Linked DNA regions of Homo sapiens: region 1 is linked to region 2. The links are chromatin loops, found by intact Hi-C in ENCODE. Cell type or tissue: Calu3. All regions are shown on one strand. Each heading gives the region's core, and the rest is flanking DNA. Links, peaks and the distances in the headings are about the cores only. Region 1 has its middle 59 kb from the start of TRIM42. Region 2 overlaps CLSTN2 (calsyntenin 2).

The links. Hi-C counts contacts between places; a loop is a spot of excess contacts. Peaks named below come from ENCODE experiments on the same cell type or tissue, not always from the same donor. Only the 100,000 strongest peaks of a DNase experiment are listed, where the experiment ranks them.
Region 1: a loop joins it to region 2, with 3 times the contacts of the local background. A loop is called at or near these places in 7 of 110 quality-filtered maps.

The regions. Positions count from the first base shown.
Region 1 is chr3:140,732,982-140,741,322 of GRCh38, reverse strand. No RefSeq gene overlaps it. Among named protein-coding and RNA genes, the nearest start is that of TRIM42, 59 kb to the right of the region's middle. In Calu3, for the core only: a CTCF peak has its summit at 4,036 (motif pointing right); a DNase peak (open chromatin) is centred at 4,052.
Region 2 is chr3:140,359,581-140,367,921 of GRCh38, reverse strand. All of the region lies in intron 2 of CLSTN2 (calsyntenin 2), which reads right to left. Among named protein-coding and RNA genes, the nearest start is that of CLSTN2-AS1, 150 kb to the left of the region's middle. In Calu3, for the core only: no CTCF peak of the experiment used is centred there; a DNase peak (open chromatin) is centred at 3,921.

The DNA of each region.
Region 1 (8,341 bases), core at 254-8,253, 370 kb before region 2:
TGCAGTTGTCTAGACAAGAGGTGATGGTGACCAGGACTAGGTGGAGACAAAAAAAGAGGGACAGGCATGGGCAGGCTTGGGATATATTTTGGAGGTAAAATTGATTAGAATTGCTGATGAATATTGGGGAAAGGAAAAAGGAGAATGGACTTGAGGAAGAAGCCCTAATCTAGGAAGCGGTGATCTGGCTGTCTCTGAGGTCAGCAGAGGCCCCAGATTGGAATTGGCAAGGGCACTGGCCACAGAGAGGGCAAGGCCAATAGGTTTTGAGCTGAGGCCTGTCATGCCACTTTCTTTAGTTCATCTGAGCATCGAGTTAACAGTTTCTAGTCTCTTCCTTAGTTATCCCATTACCTGGACCAGAGCTGTCTCTGGAAACACTTTAGATCACCAAGGAAACGTGGGGCTATCTTCTGCTTCTCTTATCTTGTCTTAAGACCTACGTACGCCTCTGCTTCCCTGAGAGGGGATGCTGCTCAGTTCCTGGGCCTCTCAGGTTCTGGGCAGAGGTCACTGCATGCCCTTGGGAGAGCTGCCCATAGGACACACTGTTCCCCTAATGTGTTAGGCTCTTCATACCTCTGCCCCATCATGCTGCACTCTGTGCCTGGAAGGCCTTTCCCCTCCTCTGAAGACTGACTCCAACATCATGCAGCAGCCCTTTCTGACAGCTGCTCCCACTCCAGGCCTCTCCTCCTTGTATCCACAGCCTCTTGGTACATGTAATAATTGTCCCTTAACTGAAGAGTCCTCCTGCATGAGCTGGTGGATTTCCAGAGGGCAGGAACCATGTCTAACTTATCCAGCCCACAGCCCAGGGGGCTCAATCATTGTTTGGATGGAAACAGCAAAAAGAATCCCATTGTTGGGTACAGCAGTAGTGGGCTGGGGGAGAACAACTTGACTTTTCCAGAGATGTCTGGCTTCTCTTCCATAAACCATGCTTCATGTACCAGCAGCACAGATGATAATAGACTCCAGCTTTATCTTCATTTCTCTGATTAGGAAGATCTACTTTTGAGTTAAGGTTGTAAATGAGGTGCTGTGACTGCTTCTTGAATAAAAGACCAAAATTTGCTTGAACTTAGGTGATAAGTGTTTTACTTTTACGACATGTTTGGCATTATGTTCAAAGCAGAATACATTAGACGTTCTTATAATACAGGCTCAGTGTTGGGCTAAAATTCAAATGTGCTCGCACAAATGGGAAAAAGTCTGGAGGCTTTAATCACAGCTTGTGATTCAGCCTGATTGACAGTGTTTCCATTTTAAAAAGTCTCTGTTTTTCATGTGAAATGAATGACTCTTTTTTCATTTTGTTCCTTTAATAGGAAATGTTCTCATCGTGGAATGAAATCTCTACAAGCATCCCATTAAATACTAAAATGTTACTGCTGTGTCTGAGTGAAATTACCATCCAGGGGAGGCATCGGATTGTAGGTGTACAATGCTAGAGTATGTTTTCCCAACTTGCTGAGCTTGGAGGCAATTTGTTCATCTGAGAACACATGCACTCAGCATCCTTGTCCTTCCTCTCCTTCAAGTGAAACCTTGTTTGCACATTAGCTGGGCCTTTTCTGGATGTCAGCTCTGGCAACTCCATTCCGTCTACTTCAAGTGAAGAAGGACTTGGTGGGAAAAATCTCAGAGTGAGTTTCTGAATCCAATCCCAGAGAAAAAGCCAGGCAGCAGGACCAGAGGTGGCGTGGAGTGCCACCCCAAGCCAGTGAGCCTTTACTTTCTTTCACTTATCCATGTTTTCTCTGCCCCTCTGACTTACAGTAGTCCAACCATCTTTGCTGCACAGTTCTCACAGTGGAACAGGGTCATTGCTACCACTCCCAAATTTGCCTGCACCAAACCAGCCACTCAGAGAGAGTCTGACCCCCTTCTCAGTCTTAAATGCAGTGCCCTTCCTTGAACCAGTCTCTAATAGCCACACATGGGTCACATTATCCAATGGAGCTTCTGCTACAACCCTGAGATTGGATGAGGGAGGGTCATTTCCTAGGAAAGCAGTAGGAAGAATGTAATCCAGGCTGCACCCATTACATTGCTAACAAGGACCCAGATCCACTCTACAACAGAGAACAAGCTTAGTGAAGCCTACCATGCTGGAATTCACATTCTGACAATGAAGCCCATAAAGACCTACTGGTGGACAAGGGGTTACACAGGACAGAGAACATGTATTTCTGATTCTATGTGGAGCTGTGACCACATGTAAATCCCAGATGCTTGCCATCACATTCTTAGGGCTTGTGCAGTTGATTTGTCTTGGCAGAGGGGCAGGGGGAGATGTCGCCACTCCTCCCAAGCCGTTTCCTTTCTCTCCCTCAGACTGGACCCTCACTAGGGGATATTTGCCACAGACCAGGAGCCTCCAGCCTCACTGATAAAGTTGCTGACCCTCAAAAACATGGCTTCTATACATCTTCTAGATGCGGTATTGGGACTGAGAAAGGCAATTTGCTAAGGTCCCACAGAGAGGAAGAAGGGACTGGGATTGGCATTCGCATATTCTTATATCTAAGGCCTATGTTTATTCCATAATACCACACTGTTCCCAGGGACAATGGATAGAAAATAGTCCTATTGTGAGAAAGGATGTAGACGTGCATGGATGGACCAGGTATCTGCTGGGATTTCCAGCTGCTAGGACCTCACGCTGGCTTAGAATCCCATTCTATGCCTCGTGGAAGCTCACAGACCTCCAGCAGATATTGTTAATTTCTCAGGGGCTTATGTGCCCACTGTTCTGTCATGGGTCAGGTTCTTGGGCCTGTGGGTGCTTTTTCCATATGGCATAGCATTGACCCAGACATGCAGACACCTTCCTTTTATTAGGTAATTCTCTGACCCTCAGGTTTTGTCAATGTGAGTGTAGCAGCCTTCCTGAGGATTTAGAAGTTTCCTTCTGATGATGCAGACAGTCTACGTTTGAATTAGTCCCACACTTTATCTTTTGGTCACCACATTCAGCGACATTTCCACTCACTCTACTCCACAGAGTCCTGTTCCTGCTCACCATCCCCAGAATTCACCTCTATTTCCTACTTTTTCTTGAGTTTCAGGGTAAAACATATTTTCTCATGCCTAAGAGCTGCTAGATCTAAATCTTCTTGCTATTTTCAGCCTCTCTTAGAACTCCTGGGTGGAACAAGAGCTTCTGTTCATGAAAAGCTTCCTTCATCTCTGCCCTGTGAGCTGCTGTCTCTCTTTTCCCCAGGTCCAGACTTGCTTGCCTACCTGTAGTTGCTGCTGCAGTTTGCAGCCACTCACATCAGTATCTGCTGTTGGAGATCATTTTTCTCTGACAGCATTGGCTTGGCCCTCCCTGCTTGGGGCCTCCAGAACAGCCATCCTTGAGGAGAGAGAGAAGGCATTTCTTTTAAGAGGAGCAGCCAAGAAAAAGTGTGGTGGCAGAACTGACTGAGGGGTGTGCAAGGAACAGTGGGGACTGGGGCTGAGGGACCTGTTGTGTTGAGGGACGTGAGATGGTAGATGCCACAGGGCCCGGCTAGTCTGGAGGGGCTCCATGGTCTATGCAGGGGATAATGGAAGGACTTGTCTTTAGCTTTGGGCCATGCATGGAAAGTAAGGGCTAATTCTTAGGCAAATTTTTGTCTTCAGCCCTAAGCATAGTATCTGGGTCATAGAGGCAAATGATAAATACATGCTAAATAAATGAATAAGCACAGGAACAGGTTTTGTCAACTGTGAAAGAGATTTAAGGCATTAGGGGTTAGGTGGATCCAAGAGGCCATTTTGTAATCCATGGAATCCCACTCTGTAGACATCTACCTTAAGGTCAGCTCTGGGTTAAAAAAGGGCTGTCTCTGCTCCCCACTGGGCAATCCCTGGGGACCAGAGCTGACTGAGCCCACAGGACCTGGACTGGTGAGGCCCATCAGCCTGCAAGCCCCTGAGGGAGTTAGCCTGCTTTATTCAGCATTGTATCTCCAGCCCCAGCACACATGGGGCTTTAGGAGTTCGTGAAATGTGCCCCAAAGGAAATTCTTCCAAATAGAGACTGTTGTGGCCACCGGGTGGTGCCATTGTTCCAGCCGAAGCCCACAGAGCCTACTGGGAAGACCACATTGTTTGGAACTTTGAGTTGAATCCAAGGTTCTTCAACATATCTCTCAGGCTCTAATCTCAATGCAGTATATTCTCATCCCATAACAAGGGGATTAACAACACAATTGTAGTTAATTTGAATTGAGAAAATCTATTTCAGAAAGCAAAATTCCAAGACCATTCTTTCTCTCAGCCAGCCAAGAAGGGCCCAACTTGTTGATAGGGGAAGGTTCTGCACAAACTGGCAAATCGGCTTGCAGGCTGAACTTCCTACACAGCTCACTACTGTGCTGATTCACAGAACTGCAGAACTCACTAAGCATTCCGGCCCCTGTGCACTATCTTGGTACCCATCATAAAGGCAGCTGGAGACAAATACAGGAAGGATCCTCAACCTAAATTCCCATCACTCCTTCCACAGCACTCTTTGCTCGCAAGCTCTTGGTGTAGGATGCGTCTCTACTCTTCTCCATATGTTCATATCCTACCTTTCCTTTAACGTTAATTTCCCAAAGAGGACTTTTGTGTGCCCCCTGCTCCTAAAACCAAAACCTTCTCTGAATCCTGGAAGCACTCTGACCAAATGGGCTCTGAGAAGCAGCACTGTGACCCACATTTTTCTGTACCTGTTGTTTCTTGACTCATGATTAAGGTGGTAATTCCCTTTAGGACAAACTTCATTTTTTGAGTTTGTTGTGTTCCTGCACACAAAAAGCACTCAGTAGATATTTATGGATGTTGAACAGCAAAGTAAAACATACTGCTTCATATTCAAAGGGCTGAGAGATGTTTAATAGCTAAACATAAAAAGAGAGAGTTCCGTGGGTCATTACTCTTGTTCTCAGATAGCTATAGATTATGATTTTAGATTATAATCTGTACACTAGCAGTATGACTTTGTATTATATTATTATTAGAAATAATATTAATAATAAGTGCATTTATTGAGTGCCTAATATATAGTAGTCACTGTGCTGTGCATTTTACATATGTACCTAATTTTTTTCTCAACAACCCTGGGAGGCATTATTTCCATTTTCCACAGGGGGAAGAGTAAGGCTCAGGAAGATTAAGTAAACTGTTCAAGTTTCTAAGTTAATGCTGGCTGAGCTCTGTGGAGTTGACTGTGGGGTTCGAAAACCCAAGCTGCTTTTCAGAATCCTTGTCCATAGGGACCAGGTCCCATAGTGGGTGTTGGGGTCATGCAAAGCTACACTTAATTAGATCCGACTCTTAAAGAGCTCACGGGCACAGAGAACACTATGGCTGGAGGAGCAGCAGCCTAGGGTGATGGCCAGAAACAATGCATCTTGGAACTTTTACAGAAGTGAATCCCTCAAATTGTCCTTCAGTAGGAACCAGACAAATCTCAAAGTACAATATACTTGCCTAGTAGAGCATGTGCAAGGAAAGTGTATCATTGCTTATATGGTATGATTTGGAGGCCACCTGGGAGACTTTCCTATCCCCAAATACCTTCCTTTCTTGCCTGTTATGATGCCCTGAATGTCACCAATAGTTCTTATTTCCTTTGAGTTTTAAGTGTTTTTACATTTCTCAACATTCTTCATGACCTATCCAACCTGGTAAGAGATGAGTTGAGAGCCATTTGGAGAAGGATGAGTGCTTGGAAGTGGCAGGGGACTGGGCTTGCTTTGGCTGTTGGCTTCTCCTGCCATGGTTGGTGATGAGGCCAGCATGCAGGCCAAAAATCTGTTAAACAAACATAGCAGGTATTGCTAGCAATAAAGATGGAGGAGAGAACTGTAATCCCAGCACTTTGGGAGGCCAAAGCAGGTGGATCACGACGTCAGGAGATCAAGACCATCCTGGTTAACATGGTGAAATCCTATCTCTACTAAAAATGAAAAAATTAGCCAGACATGGTGGTGGGAGCCTGTAGTCCCAGCTACTCGGGAGGCTGAGGCAGGAGAATGGGGTGAACACAGGAGTTGGAGCTTGCAGTGAGCCGATATCGCAACACTGAACTCCAGCCCGGGCAATAGAGTGAGACTCGGTCTCAAATAAATAAATAAAAGATGGAGGAGAGAAGACATGTCTTCAGAAAAATCTTTACTCAGCTGAAGATGCCTGCAAAAGAAATGCATTTTTAGGGATGGAAATTTCTGGCTTGACACTGAGTATTTCCTTGGCGAGAAAAAAGCTAAAAGGGCCAAATTGGCTGTCTACATGAACAGTAGGAAGCTCCCAGTCAATCTCTGATGCTGGCAATCCCTTCTTCAGAGGACAAGGATTTTCATCCTACTATTAAAAATTAAGCTAAGGGTGAAAGCCCTTGTATATTAGTCCATTCTCACACTGTTATAAAGATACTACCTGAGACTGGGTAATTTATAAAGGAAGGAAGTTTAATTGGCTCACAGTTCTGCATGGCTAGGGAGGCCTCAGGAAACTTACAGTCATGGTGGAAGGCAAAGGGGGAGCAAGGCACATCTTATATGGCAGCAAGAGAGAAAGAGAGAGTGCAAAGGGGAAACTGCCAAAAACTTTTAAAACCATCAGCTCTTATGAGAACTCCCTCACTATCATGAGAACAGCATGGGGAAAACTGCCCCCATGATCCAATCACCTCCCACCAGGTCCCTTCCTCGACATGTGGGGATTACAATTTGAGATGAGAACTAAACCATATCACCTTGGAAGAATAAATTGCTAATTTTTCTCTCTCTTGGGAATTGATTGATGTGGAGAAAAAGAAGAGGATTAAAATGTGAGGGCATTGAGCACCTGGGGGGGCAGGTGTGGCAAGATAGGTCAGGGCATCAGGGATGCCTTCGGAGTTTGCTGATTTCATAAATGTGTTATGAGTTGGTCTAAAGTGCATGTGACTGAAAATGCTGTACGCTTGAGAATTTAATAGTTTTCTGGGTTACTTTTCTAGAGTGGCTGTGGTGGGTTGAATAATAGTCTTCAAAGATATCCAGGCCCTACTCCCTGGAATTTGTTAATGTTACCTTATATAGAAAAAGGGACTTTGTGGATGTGCTTAAATTAAGGATCTTGAGAAGGGAAGATTTTTCTGGATTATCTAGGTGGCTGCTAAATGTAGTAAGAAAAATTACTGATAAGAGGAAGGGAAAGAGAAATTGGGCTACAGACAGAAGAGAAGAAGGCCATGTGATGAAAGCAGAGGGAATTGGAGTCAGAAGCAGAGAGAGAAGCTGCTGGCTTTGAAGTTGGAGGAAGGGGCCATGAGCCAGCCGAGATATGCGAAAAATGCAGCTGCAGGGACTGGAAAAGTCAAGGAAAGAGACTTTCCCCTAGAGTCTCTGAAGGGAGTACAGCCCTGCTAACACCTTGGTTTTGACTGTTTACCATTTTGGACTTCTGACTTTTAGGACTGTAAGAGAATACATGTGCATTGTTGTAAGCCATCACATTTGTAGCAATTTGTTACAGCAGCCATAGGAAGCTAATACATGGGTGGTTTGGCTTGAATATTTGTGAGTGTGATCCATTTTTTGTCCTGTTCATTTCTTCTGCCATGTGAAGATATAGCAGTTTTCCTCTCCAGAATATGCAGCAACAAGGTGCCATCTTGTAGCAGACGGAACAAGCCATCACTAGCCCCTGAATCTGCAGGCACCTTGATCTTGGAATTCCCAGCCTCCAGAATTGTGAGAAATTTATATTGTTTATAAATTACCTGGTCTCCGGTATTTTGTTGTAGCAACCAGAACAGACTAAGACTAAGACAATGGGCTAAGATGAAAATTTTTATCCATGGGATCCTACCTTTAAGGAGCTTTCAATTTCTGACAATTGTGGGTCAATTTCTGAGATAAGACCAACAGGAATCTTTGAGTGCTAACTGTGCACAATATTATTTCCTTTCACCTTTAGTTAGCAGTGGTGTGAAGCAGTGGGAAGTAAATGGGTTTATGCTCAGAGAGACCTGAGTCTAGACCTCTTGCTACGACTTATCAACTGATTGACCTTGAGAGTGTTATTTGAGCTCTTGAGTTTCAGTGGCCACATCATAAAATAGAGCTAAAAATGTAGGCTACTGTGGACATAATGATATAAGGGCTGTAATAAAATCACAACTAGCTCAGTGCCTAGTACAGTAGTATTAAATCTCTCCTCTTTCTCCCCATAGATATACAAGGTATCAATGGTTCACAGTAACTGGGGACATAATTGTGAGTTAGTAAAAAATCTAAATTTGAGGCAATTTTGGGTAAAAAAAACTCCATCTTACAGATGGGGAAATAGATTTAGAGAAATTATATGATTTGTT
Region 2 (8,341 bases), core at 102-8,101:
GACAACTGTGTTAACCAAGCACTCACTTTGCTCCAGGCCTCAAGCTGAGAACTGAAACTGGGCTTCCCTAATTTAATCAAACATCCCTATGTGGTAACTACTACCATTATGGTTTACAAATGAAGAAGTTGAGGCTCAGAGAGGTTCCCAACTATACCCAATGCTACAAATTTAATAAGAGGTACAGCTAAGGCTGGAATAAGAACATTAGGGACCTCGTGTATTAAAAATGCTGTGGAGCCCCACAACCCTCACAGTTCAAAATAGAAACAAATAATTCAAGACATGAACACAAAACCCAGGTAGGTGCTAGAAGTAAAATAGCTTCTAGTTCTGTAATAGTCAAGTTCCAAATACATTTCCCTGTAGCTGAATTCTTCTCTTTCCTTTTTTTTTTTTTTTTTTTTTTTGAGACAAAGTGTTGCTCTGTCACCAGGATGGAGTGCAGTGGTACAATCTCGGCTCACTGCAACCTCTGCCTCCCCGGTTCAAGCAATTCTCCTGCCTCAGCCTCCCAAGTAGCTGAGACTACAGGCATGCACCACCACACCCAGTTAATTTTCGTATTTTTAGTAGAGACGAGGTTACACCATACTGGCCACGATGGTCTCGATCTCTTGACCTCATGATCTGCCCACCTCGGCCTCCAAAAGTGCTGGGATTACAGGTGTGAGCCACCGCATTGCTTCTCGGTCTTTTGGCTAAGATCAAGTGTAGCGTCTAAGTTCCATAATTGTAAAGTTCCAAATACATTTCCCTGTAGCTGAATTCTTCTCCTTTTTATGTGTCCTCCTATTCTTCTGGTGTCTAAAGCACCCCTTCAGTGTACCTGTGGATCATCCAGCATAGCGTGGGAGGGCTGGAATCTGGTGGTGGGCCCAGCACCAAGTGCTTAATCACCATGCCCACACTAACCACCATACCAAGCCCACCTTCTAAGTCCACCTGAGTTTGGCTTGGCCTGCCTTCCTGCAGATGCTGCCGAGCCCCTGCTTGGTGCTAGTTCTACCCTGGGTTGGCTGATAAGAGCAGCCTTGTCATTCACAACGCCCAGGACATCGGCTCTTCAACATTTCCTAGTTGCCAGCTGGTCCCTGACGCTACAAGGGAAAAATCCAAATATATAAGAAAGGTCCTGAGTACAAGGACAAATTTCAAATAGGAACAACCTTGGCTGGAGTTTTGAGAGAGACATAAACAATCACTCTCAGTTGAAGGGTTTTGTGGGCACTTGCTTGGAAGAGGCAGTGTCTGAGCTGGTGCAGAGAGTGGAGGGAATTGCAGAGCAAATGAAGTGAGGTGAAGGCCCAGGAAAGGCAGCAACTTGCTGGGGTAGAAGAGAGAGGGAAGACAAGCATGAGCTAATGACAATGCAAGGGCCCTATACAAGCGGGTCCTCCTCAGGCACCTCTGTCTGAAATCAGCCTGGGGGTTTGGCCTGCTGCCATGCATTTTAGTGTCTTGGTTTAGACTGACATATTTTTCTTTCTAAATATTTCATGCCTGCTTTCTTAAATGCTCTCTCAAGGCAGAAGAGATCCTGTCTCCTGTCTCATGACTGGTTCCAGGAGAGACAAATAATCAGACTGATTGCTCTAGGCTGGGGCTGCTGCCCATACTCTGAGTGTCACCTTCTCCCTACCCCCAGACAGTGTCTCCATTTACACAGCAAGGTTTCTCCAGCACGAATCCTAGCCAGCAGTTTCTGGGAGGGGAGGGGAGGTGAGGGGTGATAAGGACACTGTCCATCCATCCCAGGGATCAGTACGATCAGGGAAAGTGTGCACGTGTGCCTCTCTGACACGCAGCAGATGAACACGGCTGACTGTCATGGCAAGGGCACTGTGGCTTGTTCCCCTCCTGTGTCAGCTTGTCCTTGGCCAGCTAGTAGGTAAGCAGCTGTGCGTGGAGAGGGTTTCTGGCCCAGCAAGTGCCAGCCCCCTTTCTAAGAATGCCAGTGAGGAGACGCCCTGGAGCGTGGTCCCCCAGGAGGAAGAATACAAGCTCCTTGGGAGGCCCTCTATGCAAGCTCAGGGTGTGGGGTTGTTCCTCGATTTCTCTCTAGATGTTTCCCAGCAGCTTTGTGAATCATAAGCAAAGGAAAATGTTTTTGTTTCAAATGTGCAGCTCCCTCTGCCCCATCTATCTCCAAAGCACCAACCCCAAATACAGATTGACATGTGTAGGCCTCGGTGAGTACTGAGTGAGCAAATGAAGAAATGGTGGGAGGAAGCTTAACCCCAGGGGTCAGATTTTGAAGTCCTGGTTCTGGCACCACCATTTACCATCTGTGTGGCCTTAAGTCCCCTCACCTCTCTGGGCCTTAGTTTCCCCGATGATCACAATAGCCTTGCTGTCCTCCCTGGGCTGTGGGAAGGACATGGGAGGAAACCTGTGGAAGGACTATTCAATGGTACAGGGCTGTGCAAATAAGACCATTTGTTTGTTGATTGATTTTGAAAACTCTGCGTAAGTCACATTGCATTTTGAAGATACTAAGAATTCTTTGCTTTGGGCCCTGTAGTGGGTCTCCTTGAAAAATCCCTTTGAAATGGGAATATCTTCTCCTAGCACGCCACCTCTGCTTGGCTCAAAGCTGCCCTGGCTCAGCAACTCAAGCATCTCCACCTCTGTATCAACACCAAACACTCTGTGGCTTCCACCTATTTTAGGAGGCAGCATTTATTCATGCATTTGTACATGAGTTTGTTAGTTCCTTCCATGAAATATTAGTCCGGCAGCAATTTCCTTGCTCTCCCTAGCCTAGTCCTTGCTGAGGGTTGGTTCTCCGTTTGGGATGCTCCCTTTTCTTCCCTGTTTTCCTGCTAACTCACACTCATTGTTCAGGTCTCTGCTGGCACATCACCTGCTTCAGGGGGCAGCCCCTAGGCATCTTCATGTTGGATTAAGATCTTCCAGTTATCCCTCAGCACCTGGGCTCCCCCAGCATTGCACCATGTTAAAACTACTAGTTTTCTATCTGCCTCCCAGCTTTGGACCATTACATTCTGTAAGAACAGGAACCTGTCTCTCTCATTCACCACTGTGATTCTAATGTGTGCCCAATGCCCACTGTAAGGACTGGACAACAGTGGGCACTCAATCAATATTTCCTGAATGAATGAATGAATGAATAAATTTCCCTGTGGCTGTAATACACATTTTCCTCAAAGGTAAGCGATGATGTGAAATTTGAATTAAGAATCTTCCCAAGATGGGCCTCTGCTTCTATACTGGCCCTCCCCCTGCCTCATTATCCAAGCCCCTTCCCAGACCCCAGGGACTAGACTCTCTTGCTCTTTTTTCTCCAACTGCTATTGTAAGCTGCTCACTCCCTACCCCACCCTTAGCTCCTGCTCCTGGCGCCCTGGACATAGGTACCCTTGCTCCTCACTGCTGCATCTGAATGGAACTTCAAACATGCAGTGGCCTCACACATACAAGTTTCAAGGTGGTCACCAGAGAATCAGACCAGAGACCAAATGGTGTGCAAAGAGGAAGGTAAGATTCTAGGGACTTCATGCAATTTCTGTGGTAATTGTTGGTTTCTCAAACTCGTGTTCTTAGAAGGGAATGATACCCTAGGACAGAATCCATCAAGCCCCAGGCCCCCAGCTTGAGGGCATTAAGGGCAAGGAGAAGGGCCAGCACCATTCAGACCTCCAGGGTCCCCTCCAGAAGGTCCTCCCAGGGAACTCTGGGTGAGTGTGTCTGATACCCATGACTGTCTGCTTCACACGAAAAATAACTGTGTCCACTCCTTGGAAGTGACTTCTGGGAAGCGGGTGGATAAGATGGAGGACTCATTAAAAAAGTGCTCCTTGAGGTCTAGAATCGGGACTTAGAAAACAGTACAGCAATGAAGGACCTTAGAGTAACACCTACTGATGATTAAACGCACAGGGAGTGTGTGCTGGCCACATGCCAAGCACTGTGAGTGGTGCTGCATCCTGTAACTTATCACCTCTTGGTTTGCGAATGAGAGAAACAAGAGAGGCCTCCCAGTCAGGGTTTCCTGCCTCCTACTGCTCCTCATTTCTCTAAGTTGGCCATTGCCAGAGTAACCCACTTGGTCTCCTAGCCCCCAGGTTCCCCCTCCTCGATTCATCCCTCACCAAGCAACTAGAGGGTCTTCGTGAAACCCAACTTGGATCTTGTTACCCTCAAGCTTAAAATCTTGGATGGTTGCCCATTGCCCTTAGGATAGGGTCCTCCACATTTTCACCACCATCCTACCTCTTTGGGAAGGAACCCGGCTTGGGTGGAATGTGAGGCAGGGAGAAATGCAAATGAAGACAGAACCCTAAGTGCCTACCGGGTCCCTCTGACTGCCCAGCATTTCCACTGTCAGCTGCCATGGTACCCAAGACTCTGCTATGCTATCAGTGATGTTGGAGAATCAGAATCTATTTTTTAAAGCAATTTCATTGAAGTATTTACATACCTTAAAATTAACCTACTGTAAGTGCATATCTCAATTACATAAATTTACGGAGTTCTGTAACTGTCACCAAAATCCAATTTTAGAACATTTCTATTACATGCAAAAGATCCCTTGTGCCTATTTGTAGTCAAGTTGGGGGCTCTCACCCCTAGTTCCAGGCAGCCACCTGAGACAGATTTGCTTTCTCTCTCTATAGGTTTGCCCTTTCTGGACATTTTCATGCCAATGGAATCATACAATATGTAGTCTACTGTGATTAACTTCTTTTATTTAGCATAGTGTTTTTGAGATTCATTTATGTTGTACTGTTTATTAGTAATTTATTCCTTTTTATTGTTGAATAATATTCCATTGTATAGATATACCATATTGTTTATATACTCACTACAGTTGATGGACATTTTGGTTAACTTTTGGGCTACTATAAATAATACTTCCATTAATATTCATGTACAAGTCTGTATGTAGACATGTATTTTTCATATCCTTAGATGATGCCCAGGAATGAAATTTCTAGGTCATATGATAAGTTTATATTTAACGTTTTAGGAAACTGCCAAACTGTTTTCCTAAAGTGGTGGCATGATTTTACTCTTCCACCCCCACCAAGAAATGTATAAAGGTTATAGTTTCTTCACATTTGTTAATACTTGTTATCGTCTTCTTAAAATCATTATGGTATATCTGTTCTTGGAAGCCTGAAATGGCAGCTTACTGTGGTTTTAAATTGCATTTCCCTAATGACTAATTATATTGATTGAGTACCATTTCATGTGCTTATTGAACATCCTTATATCTTCTTTAATGAAATGCCTATTCAAACATTTTTCCCATTTTAAAAATTGGGTTGATTTTCTCTTATTATTAAATTGTAAGAGTTATTTATATATTCTGCATTCAAGTCCTTAATAGATATATGATTTGTACGTTTTTTTCTCCAAGTCTGTTGTTTATCTTTTTACATTCTTAATGCTCTTAATGTCTTTTGAAGCACAAAAGTTTAAAATTTTGATTAACTCCATTATATAAATGTTTTTATGAGTCATGCTTTTCATGTCATATCTAAGAATTAATTGCCTAACACAAGGTCATGAAGATTTTCTCCGGTGTTTTAGTCTATAGGTTTTATTGTTTTATGTTTTACGTATAAGTTAATTAATGATCCATTTTTAGTCTTTGTGTCTTTTGTGAGGTAAGGGTCTAAATTCACCATTTTGCATGTGGATATATTATACTAGCACTATTTGTTGCAACAACTGCCCTTCATTACATTAACTTGGCATCTCTGTTGAAAGTCACTTGATCATAAAAGTTTAAGGGTTTATTTGTAGACTCTTATTTCTGTTCCGTTGATCTTTACTCCTGTTTTATACCAGTACCTCACTGTGCTGATTACTGTCGATTTATAGCAAGTTTTGAAATCACAAAGCCTAAGTCTTTGACTTCGTTATTCCTTTTCAAAATTGTTCTGGAGATTCTGGATCCTTTGCATTTCCAAAATCAGGTTGTCAATTTCTGCAAAAAAGCCTACCGGAATTTTGGTAGGAATTACGTTTAATCTGCCAATGAATTTGTGGAGAACTGCCATTATAATAATATTGAAGCTTTTAATCCGTGAACCAGGACTATTTCTCCATTTATTAGATCTTTCTTATTTTTTTTCTGAGCTATGTTTTTGTAGTTTTCAGTATACAAGTCGTACTTCTTTTGTTAAATTTATTCCCAGGTATTTATCATTTTTGATGCTATTTTGAATGTCAGTTTTAAAATTTCACTTTCAGATTGTTCATTTCTAATATAAAAATATTAATATAACTGCTTTTTAACATTGATCTTGTAACTGCAATCTTGCTGAACTTGTTTATTCATTCTAAGATAATTTTGTTGAATCTAGAATTTTCTACATCCAGGTTCACGTTCTCTATGCATAAAGATAGTTTTACTTCTTCCTTTCCAATCCAAATGTCTTTAATATCTTTTTGTTTGTTTTATTTCAATGTCTAGGATCACTAGTTTAGTGTTGAATAGAAGTATGGAGAATGAGTATCCTTACCTTGTCTCCATCTTATGGAGAGAGATTTCCATCTTCTACCATTAAGCATGATATTAGCTGTACATTTTTTGTTAATGCTCTTTGTGAGGTTGAAGAAGTTTCTCTATTAGTTTGAGTAGGTCTTGAATTTCTTCGCATCCTTTTTCTATGGCAATTGAGATGACTGTGATTTTGGTCTAATTTTGTTCAATCTAAGAAGATGGTGTATTACATTGATTATCGGATGTTAACCCAGTATTTGGTTTCTAGGCTGAATCCAACTTGGTCATGTTGTATAATACTTTTCCTATGCTGCTGGGTATGATTTGTCAATATTTCACTGAGAAAATTTGAATTCATGTTCATGAGAGACACTGTTCTGTAGTTTTCTTGTGATGCCTTTGTTTGACTTAGATATCAGAATAGTACTGACCACACAGAAAAAACCAACAAGTATTTCTTCCTCCTCTATTTCCTGAAAGAGTTTGTAAAAGATTTGCATTACTTCTTCTTTAAGTATGTAGCAAAATTCACCAGTGAAGTCATCTGGGCCTGAGTTTTTCTTTGTGGGAATATTTTTAATGATTAGTAATTCCATTTGTCTGCTTATTGAAGTCTATTCTGATTTTCTATTTCTTTTTGAGTCAGTTTTAATTATTTGGGGTTTTTTTTCTTCGACTTTTTTCCATTTCATCAAAATTGTTTAATTTATTGGCATAAAATTGTTCCTAATATTCCCCCAGTGTTTTATTTGCTTTTGATAAATTCCCAGAGTCCTGAGATGGTTGTTTTGGATGAGCTTTTTCACTTGTATTGTTCTTCTTTAGGGAGAGGATTTGCTGACCTCCCTGCCCCACTTTCCCAGCAGTGACATCTTCTGGTTGCACAGCACGTTCTCATTACTTAGTGACAAAGACTGTGTAAGAATGACTTTTTCAGTCATCTGAGTTTCTATTCAAATGACAACTCCTTTGAGAGACCTTTCTTGATCACTCAAATGCTTCTCCTTTTCCCCAGGTACTTGCTGTCACACCAGCCAGTTTTATTTTAGTATATCACTTTTCACTATATGGATTTTTTCTGTGTATTAAGTCACTTTCTCACTTACTTATTGTCTATTACTCCATGCTCACCTAAGCCTGCCTGCCAGGGTGTCAGCACCATGAAAACAGAGGCCACCCTCAATCACATCTACAGCTACTTGGCACATGGGAGAGCCTGAAAAATATCTATTGATTAATGAGTGAATGAAGGAATAAAGGAGAGAAAAAAGGAACGATTACAGGGGGAGATGAGTTCTCAAACTTGGGTAACTTGCTTTCCAGGATAGTAGTTTTACCAGTACATACTCCTAAATTATAAATGTGTTCCCAGCATGGGAGTGGGAGAAATTGTATGAGGAAACTATATATATATATGTGTGTGTGTGTGTGTGTGTGTGTGTGTGTGTGTATAAAATATGTATGTATGTGTGTATATATATTACATATAAATACATATATAAAGTGTATATATTTATATCAACATCTATCTATATTTATATCTGTATCTGCTGAGCTTCCACCACCCACAGAGAGCTAGTAGACCTTCACTGCACATTTCCAAACCTCCCTTGCACTTAGGTTGCTGTCAAGTGACTAGTTCTGGGCAAGAGGATATAATTGGAAATGAGTAATTAAGTTTCTCTTTTCATAATTCAGCAACGTAGATATTATTATCTTCCTTTAAAGTTGAGGTTGGTGAATGTCAGTGGTAAAATATTGTGACTAAGCTTACCCAAATGACAAGAGGTGAGGTCCGCCTTCATTTTAAATCGTGTTCAATGTATTTGAGATCATTCTGTGTTGCTGCTGCTCTGGACAGCC